Linked DNA regions of Mus musculus: region 2 is linked to region 1. The links are chromatin contacts, found by POLR2A ChIA-PET in ENCODE. All regions are on one chromosome and are shown on one strand. Each heading gives the region's core, a stretch centred on a gene start or an enhancer-like site at or near the end of the contact. The rest is flanking DNA. Distances are from core to core; before and after follow the strand shown.

Region 1 (4,263 bases), core at 726-3,225:
TAAAGTACTAAAAATACAGTATAAAATTCTGCAGTATTCTGCACCTGAGGAATTTCAAATGCGTACATTCACAGAGGGTTCAAAGGAGAGAGACACTTCAGGTAGTGGATAAGAAACCAGGTTTCGGGCTGGTGAGATGGCTCAGTGGGTAAGAGCACCCGACTGCTCTTCCGAAGGTCCAGAGTTCAAATCCCAGCAACCACATGGTGGCTCACAACCATCCCTAATGAAATCTGATGCCCTCTTCTGGAGTGTCTGAAGACAGCTACAGTGTACTTACATATAATCAATAAATAAATCTTTAAAAAAAAAAAAAAAAAGAAACCAGGTTTCAAAGACCACAAGGTCAGTGGGTGGCTTAGTAAATATACAAAGACAGACACAAAAGTAGCCAGCTCAGCTGCAAGACTCCCTCCACAAAGTCTGCTGAGTTTAAAAGGATGGCTTCTTATTTATATCCCTGAAGGTGAAAGGGGTCAAAACTCACATTTCTAAGAAGCAATGCTATACCAGTATCTCTAATCAGCAGTGCCTTGTGGGCATATAGCATCCATGGGTGGGTACCAGCCAGTGCCTATAACTGCTGCCGTGCTTTCCAGGAGACAGTGTCACCCAGTAATTAAACCAGAGGACAGGGATCCCACTTCTCCCACTAACTTGCTGACTTGCAGCCAGGTAGGGCTTTGCAAACCTGCTTTTAAAGGTGGCTGACACCATAGTGCATCAAAAATTCAAGGAGGGTTATGTTCCTGTTTGGCTCAAATGAAAACTATATATTTTCCTTAAGGACTAGTAACCCACTGCCTAGACACACATGTTTTCTCAAGGTTTTTCTTCACCTCTTGAGAGGCGTGGCATTTCCTATTTGTAAATGTACTGGCACTGGGCACCTTTCATGTCTTCTGCCTTTAAAAATTCAGTACATGGCCCTCAGTTCCTCCAAAAGGTACCATGTACCGTCCAGCGCAGCCATATTTTTAACTCAGTGGTTCCAATAGCAACATAAGCACAAGGAACCGTAGCCAACTTTTCAGAAACTACAGTTTGCTAGATGAGCAATCTACCATAAGCATAGCATGACATCGTCCAATAGTAATGACAGATGTAAGGAAAACAGGTTCCATCCTTATTCGCAGAAAATACCACCAGACTTCCTGCTCCTCTGACTCTTAAAAAAAAAAAATGATTGCATGCATTTACACAGCTGAGCGAAGTCTGCATCTTCACCTATGCGACAGTGAGTATACCGCAGAGGGCCAATGAGACCTAGCTACCATCGTTCTTCTGTGACACAGAGCTAACTAATGTTATCACCCCAAAAAGGGTTTACGAAATTCCACATTAAGAGGCCACCAGACAGGACCGAGGAAAAGTAAACAGCCCGGGCCTCCGACAGCCCGGCTGGCTGGGCAGCTAGCTGGGCCGGGCACCCTGGCCCGGGGCACAATCCCATTTCGGAGCACGTAGAGAATCTGGACAAACCTGTCCCGAGGTGATGTAAGGCTGGTGCCCGGCCCTAGCCTGGAAGCGAGTTGGAGGCTGGCTGGGCCCGCTAGTCTGCAGCCGAGGCCGAGAGCCTGGGGCTTCATGTCAGCCCCTCGCCAGACAGACGGGACCCAGCGCAGGAGGGGCAGACCAAGCGGAGCAGAGCGCCACCAACCCTGCCGCCCTCTTCCTCGGGTGCAGCAGGTGCCTGCAGCGCACAGGTGCGGCCCCGCCCCCGTGTCCCCGCGCGGCCGCCGTCGCCCCGGTCCCTAGCGCACCCCAGGGAACCGAACGCCGGGCCGCGGACACAAACCCTCTGTCCTGACGACTCGGTAGCCACCAGCCCAGAGGTGAGACGCTTACCTGGATGCCCTCGGTGCGGAGCGCTGGGGGCCGAGCGCCACCGCGGGCCAACAGCATCTCCGGCTGTCCTGCAGCCCGGCCCCTGCCGCTCCTCTCCCGCAGAGCCCCGCCCCGCCCTGCCCTCAGCGGGACACGCCCTGGACACGCCCTAGACTGGGCGCTTCCGCTCGGATACCCATGCCGAATGGCTCTCTCTCGCCGTCCATCAAAAACGTACTTCCGGGAGGTGTTGGGGCTTGGAGCTCCGTCCTGCCAATCAAGTTAGCGCCGCTCGGGTGGGGCCGCGCTCGTACCTCCCCCTTACGTAACAGCGCCCAGGGACGAGCTGTCAGTCAAAGAAGCTTCAATCCCTGGGGAGGCTGGGACGAGAAACAAACAGGCACCAGGCCGCCATTGGACGTGGCGTGTGTCAGTCACCATGGATACCCACCCAGAGGTTTATGCGGCAGCCACTATAGCCAGTCTCCGGCAGTGATTGCTGCTAGCTCTTGGCTCCGCCAAGCGTCAGCCGGTATCCAGGCCTGGACTCTGAGCCACTGGCTGGAGAGGGAGGTCTGCAGCTCCCTGGTGGGAGTGATGGGATTTATTAATCAACTTGCTTAGGAGACAATAAGTGACACAGAGTAGAATTTAGCTGAGGTAGTGCTACCTTTACAATAAATCCAAAGTTATCAGGCTTGTTAGAAAGAATTCTGTAAATGTTTCTTCCCGGGGATTGATGTGCATTAGGTTCCATTCCCATAACCAAAAAAAAGACAACCCTGATTTACAACCAGCCATTAAACACATTAGCGTATCAAAGAACGTGTCTCTAACGGATACAAGCATCCTGAAGTTCTGGCCTGACATAAAGCCCCGTTTCTCTGGAGAAAAGCATAATTCTGCCCAGTGGCCAAGATGACCCTCTGTAACGACTATTATCGAACAACACTGATGTACTTAAGAAATAATTCTGGCGCCGGGCAGTGGTGGCGCGCACGCCTTTAATCCCAGCACTTGGTAGGCAGTGGTAGGCAGATTTCCGAGTTCTAGGCCAGCCTGGTCTACAGAGTTCCAGGACAGCCAGGGCTACACAGAAAAACCCTGTCTTGAACCCCCCCCCCCAAAAAAAAAAAAAAAGAAGGAAGGAAGGAAGGAAGGAAGGAAGGAAGGAAGGAAGGAAGGAAGGAAGGAAGAAATCTGGCAATATTTGGCTGTGTAAATCTTAAATGGCCAGACTTGCAGCCTACAGTCTCTGTTTCTACTGTGGCCTGCATCCCTTAGTCCCTACTTGTTACAAGATATGTCTGGCCCCTACTCTAATTTTTCCCCGCCCGGGAAACATGCTGCCTTTCTCCCTAGAAGCCCTTCCCCATGTAACTCAGCCATTTTGGTTACCTGCTCCTTTCAGTTTACCCCTTACTCTCTTAGCCAGTCTCTTAGACCAAGCTGCCTCTCTTGGTTGGCAGCTCCCCTTCTAGCTCTCTGTTTCCACATCTCCTCAGGTGGCGCAGCTCAGTCTGGGGATGTTCACTCTCCCAGATGTCTCTGCCTCTGTCTCTGCACCCCCTTTTATCTGCCATAAACTTTGTCCTTCACCATACCTAACAGCAGTCGCTTCCTTTCCTTTTTTGTCATTCAAGAGGCAGGGCGTCAGGGGAGCTTGCCTCTAGTCAGCCCCTCCACAGATCTGTCAGGGGCTTGAGAACCAGGGAACCGGTGTCACAAAGGTCTCTAGCACCGAAGTTGGAGGCCCTCTCCCATGGCGGCGTGTAGCCCGCTCCCACCTAGTTCTTGCGTGTCGCTCTCACTTTGACCTGAAACACTTGTGACCTTTCCCTGTTCAAATGCCTCCCACTGGGTACATTTCATGCTCCATAAAACCCAACGGCCCCTGGCTTTCAAGACGACCTTTTCTGGCCACCTCCTTCCTGGTCTAGCCCAATTCTGTGAAGGCTGCCCTTGGCCTTAAAGCCTCCAAACCTGGAGTGGGACAGCTCTCTAATTCACTGCACAGTACTGAGCAATCCTAGCCACCCTCCCCTGGGCTCCCCTCCCCCATTTTCTAGGCACAACATTTAGGTCTCCTTCTGTCACCTCATTCAGTGCCTTCCACTCTAAGAACACTTCTTTGAGAAGTTTACTTCTTCCATTTCAGTGACCTCTGAGACGCTGGTAAATGAGTAAGACTAAATGGCAGGGAGTCAAATTCCTGGTGGCAATCCCAAAGACTGGCTCTAAACTCCAACTTCCTCCCCAAGCTGAAAACAGCCCCAGCCGCTTCCTCTAAAGACAGTTTGGATACACTCAGGAATGTTCCAGTCCCATTAGTACTCTTAAAATAAAAGGCAAGAGAGCTGGAAATCCTTTTCCCTGGCCACAGAAAATCTCCTTTGGAATGTCTCTAGCCCATTTTCTCCCTGGGACGCCATTCTC
Region 2 (4,263 bases), core at 809-3,308, 180 kb after region 1:
GATAAAGGGATTGAATTGGATTTCAGTGTCTGAAATTTGAAGACGTGGCTACGTATATGTGCATGAAGAGTCTCTCTTAGAGAGAGGGCCTGGAACTTTGATTGGAACTCATGATGGGCTGAGAACCACTGCTAGGGGCAAATATCTGAAAGAATGTCTGCAGAAGTTGATGCTAACACATATTGTTCACTGTGCTTACAGTGTGCGTAAGCAATGGCTACTCAAATGGTTCCTGAGATACAAACAGAAGCTAAGACAAGCTAGCTCAATTGCTCAAGGTCATTAGATACAAACAGAAGCTAAGACAAGCTAGCTCAATTGCTCAAGGTCATTAATGCAGGAGTTAGTTGTTTGGTGATATTTCTGGTTATCATGACCGAGAAGAAAATTGTTACTGGTCTGATGTAGGTAGATGGCACAGTGAATTCTCCCTCTTTGCTATGATCCACTTACAACCTTCCCTGCTTTCCTCACATATGGCATGCTTTTATCTTGCTCCTAAGGCTCTTCTGTCTCCTCATACTTCAGAGCTCAGTCCAACTGACCTTTCCTTAGAGTTTCCCTTACTGTTCTGTGTTAATTTTCTTCCTGGTTTCTAACTTTTCTTTTTCAAGGGAAGCCCAGGCTGTCTAGGCTGACATGAAATTCACCAAGAACACTAAACATACTGGCCTCAAATTCTCTATTTTTTCCTTGTGTTTTTTTTTTCTTTAAAAAATGGGGGGGGGGGTCATCTCACTATATAAACTTGGCTGGAATTCAAAGATCTCCCTGCCTCTACTTCCAGAGTGTTACGATTAAAGTCGGGTGTCACCATGCCCTGAGTAGACTCTGAATTTGTCCTGAGTGTGCCACCACCCTGCTGTGGCTTATTGCTTACAGCAACAGCCTTTGTCATTATCCCAGAGTTGTATCGTAATTCATTGTCATGTCATGCATTTTTAACCTAGTATATTTTCACACCTATATCATAGTTTCTTGCTTATATCTGTCCCCTACCACTCCCCCCCCCATCTCTCTAGCTTCCTCTCACTGGTCTCCTTCCTCCCCCAAATAGTTCCTCTTCTGCTATCTGATGTCACATAGTAGACATTAACGCTATCATTTATTGAATGAATGAATGAATGAATGAATGCCAGGCACTGAGTTTAAACAAAGTCTCTGCCCTGTAATGGCTTTAACAGACTATGGGAGTAGTCAGATGAGAAACAGTAATAAAGAATAAAAGATAGGCCACTAGAAACTGATTGTGGTGGTGGGAACTTGAGGCAAGACCTATTATTGATTGAATTTGAGACGAGCATGGGCTAAAAAGGCTAGTTTAAGGCCAGCCTAGGATGCATAGGGAGACCCCCTTTTAAAAACTAATCGACAATCAGCAGCAGCAGCAACAACAACAACAGTAACAAGCCAACAACAACAACAGTAACAAGCCTCTTGGGAGGCTTAGGTTCTACCATCCAAGCCCAGTTTCTGGGAAACAGAGTGAAATGTGACTGGGACCTTTGAGTTGTAGGACTTAGGGTTGCCAATTCTTATCAGCTGCGTTTCTGGCTGGGCGGGCGGTCAGGGCGAGTCAGATGCAGGCCTGCGGATGTGGAGGTGTGTCGGGATGGACTGCTTTCCACGCAAGAATCCCAGGTCTATCCTGGGCTTCGAACAGACTCCAGGCTCAGTTGTGAGGCCGCGGAAGAGCCAGCCAACCTGCATTAGCCCCCACCTCACAGAGTACTCACCTCCGCGTTCGCCCTCAGCTAGCTACCGGTTGCTATAGCGCCCAGGGCGCGAGCCTCTGCAGGCCCAGAGGAGCACGGGAAAACAGTGAGTCCCGTTACCCACTGGGAAATGTAGTTCTCCGTAGGGTGCGGGCCGTCGGCGGGTCGCGTAGCGGACTACGCTAGCCCTGCTAGCTGACTGGAGAAATTCAGCTCCGGAGCCCAAGGAGTACTCGGGAGTCTCGCGCAGCATTCTGGGAAGGGTAGTTCTTCTAGGTATTAGAGCAAATGGCTCCAGGCGGGAGAGAGCCGTTGAGAGAACTACACACAGGAGGCGGGGTCCAGGGCGAGGGGGAACACGGCCCACGGTGGCGAAGGCGGCTTTAGTAGCAGCATGAAGCGCGTCCAGACCGCGGAGGAACGAGAGCGGGAAGCTAAGGTATGTGGGGCTCCGGGCGTCTGGGATTCTGTGTTAGTCCCGGGCTAGAGGCAGGGGACCCGCAGACCCGCTGGGATGGCTGAGTGGATGCTCGGCGTTAAGCCAAGGGGTGTCAGGGCCTTGTTTGCAAGAGACCTGCAGACGTGGTGTGAGTGTGCGCGCGCACGTCTGTGCTGTGAATTCATATTGCTCTGGATGCAGATCTGGATACAGTTAGTCTTGGTCAGAAATGAAAAGATAGACATCTATGTCCCTGTCCTGCTTCTGTCCCTATTCCTTGGTTATATTTGTAGCCACTCTCGAGCCTCAGTTTACCAGTTTACCACCTGTGTGTTTTCAGCTCGAGCGCAGCTGAGCCACAGATTTAGTATGGTGACATGTTTTTATTTGGAGCATTGCCTCAATGGCCAGATGACTTGTCTGCGTGGTCAGCACATCAGATACGCTTTACATAGCTTCTGTGGGTAGTACATTCCTGGACTCCGTCCTTGCTGTTCAGCTTTCTGACAGTGGACACTCCTTGGGATGACAGTAACAGCAACGGCGACTTATTTGCAGCATTTTTTTTTTTTTGTATCAGACACCTACATTAAATGCATAATTATTTCATATCATTGCAGCAGATGGCAAGACAGATATTACATAGGTAGAGTATAAACAGTCCGTTATGAAGATGAGCACTGGAAGCTCAATATTTTCCTTTTCCCCCATCCCCAAAGTTGGGACCTATTGATTTGTTCTAACTTATCAGCATTCAGTCCCCCTCAGTGGACACAACAGATTCTGCCCATCTTAAAAGTCTCTCTTGTCTGTAGCTCATTTGGCCAAAGGCCCTTGGCTATGCCGTTTGGTGCTTATTCTATGGTAGGTAAATACTGGCAGCGAGGATCAGTAGGAAATAAAACAGGTACAGTACTTGCTGTCGTAGAATTTTGTCTTGTAAGATTCCTAAGTCAGTTAGGAATCTAAGGGTTTTGGGTCTTGGGTGTAATGGCCTGAGTTATGTATTTTACAGACATGGACACGGAGTCTGGCAGAAGTTGGCCTTTGCTCAGGGCCTTTTGTTTCCTAGGTGGCATTAGGGATCAGGAGCTGCCCCTCTCTAATCTCCTAGCTCCATTTCTAGTCTCTTTGTGAAAGACATTGAAGTACTGGCTGATGCGAAGCACAGGTAGTTGTGTTAAGTCCTAGACAATGTCTCAGTAATCGTAAGTGATTGCTTGACTTTCTGTTCAGCTAAGTTAAGGCCCAGTGTATAGAGAGAATCTTGCAGTCATTTGTTGTGAACAATTTGATAAGTTTTGACTGTACGTATATGCAAAATGTTCCAGTTGCATAGAGGGCATGGCTCTTTTAAAAAGTTATTTCTTTACAGCCGATTTCTTTATTTTACCCCCAGGCAGTCATGCGATCAGTCATGATTGTTGAATCTATGCTTTCTAGAGTTTTTCATCTAAGCCGAAGCAGACAGCATATACCCGGATGCCGTTTTTACTGATCACAGTAATTTTTGAGACCTATACGTGTTAACGCACATGTTATCAATTGTTCCGTTTCTGTGGCTGAGTGGTAGTGCACTTTGTGTGATTCCACTTATTCATTCACTCACCTGTGGCTGGGCATTTGGATTCTTACAGGTTGGAGGCTAACAAGGAAAACAGCCATGGAAAAATCCTGTATCTTTATTTACACTGCGTAATGCGTCCATTTGCCATTTCCCAAAGTATTTCACCTCTGTGTCTAGGCAATTTGTTTGTTTGTTTGTTTGTTTGTTTGCTTGCTAGGGCCACCTTTGATGGATATTGTATGTGTGTGTGTGTCTGTCATCTGTGTACGTCTGTATGCATGTATGCAGGTGCATGTGCTGGTGTGTGTCTGTCAAGATGAAAGCTCCACACTGAGTTTCTTTTTCAGTTGCTTTTCACCTTATTTTGGGACAGGAGCTCTCCTGGAACTCAGAGCTCACTCACCGAGCTGCTCACTCACTGAGCTAGGCTTGCTTCTCAGCAAGCCCTGGAGATCTTCCTATCTTCACCTTTGCTGAGCTGGCATTTCAGGCCTGCACTGCACTTGGCTTTTTACATGGGGCTGGCGATCCACACTCAGGTC

What was found. ChIA-PET counts read pairs that join two places held with the same protein, here RNA polymerase II (POLR2A).
Region 2: POLR2A ChIA-PET joins it to region 1 with 10 read pairs in embryonic stem cell. The contact joins the promoter of Fto here to the promoter of Aktip in region 1. POLR2A ChIA-PET finds 5 or more read pairs at or near these places in 2 of 5 experiments (Patski and embryonic stem cell).

The regions. Positions count from the first base shown.
Region 1 is chr8:91,132,052-91,136,314 of GRCm38, forward strand. It overlaps Aktip (thymoma viral proto-oncogene 1 interacting protein), which reads right to left and starts at 1,976. Exons shown (of 10, transcript NM_001302266.1): 1 at 1,849-1,976.
Region 2 is chr8:91,311,467-91,315,729 of GRCm38, forward strand. Fto (fat mass and obesity associated) reads left to right here and starts at 2,059. Exons shown (of 9, transcript NM_011936.2): 1 at 2,059-2,154. The coding sequence starts at 2,110. It overlaps Rpgrip1l (Rpgrip1-like), which reads right to left and starts at 1,756. Exons shown (of 26, transcript NM_173431.2): 1 at 1,737-1,756.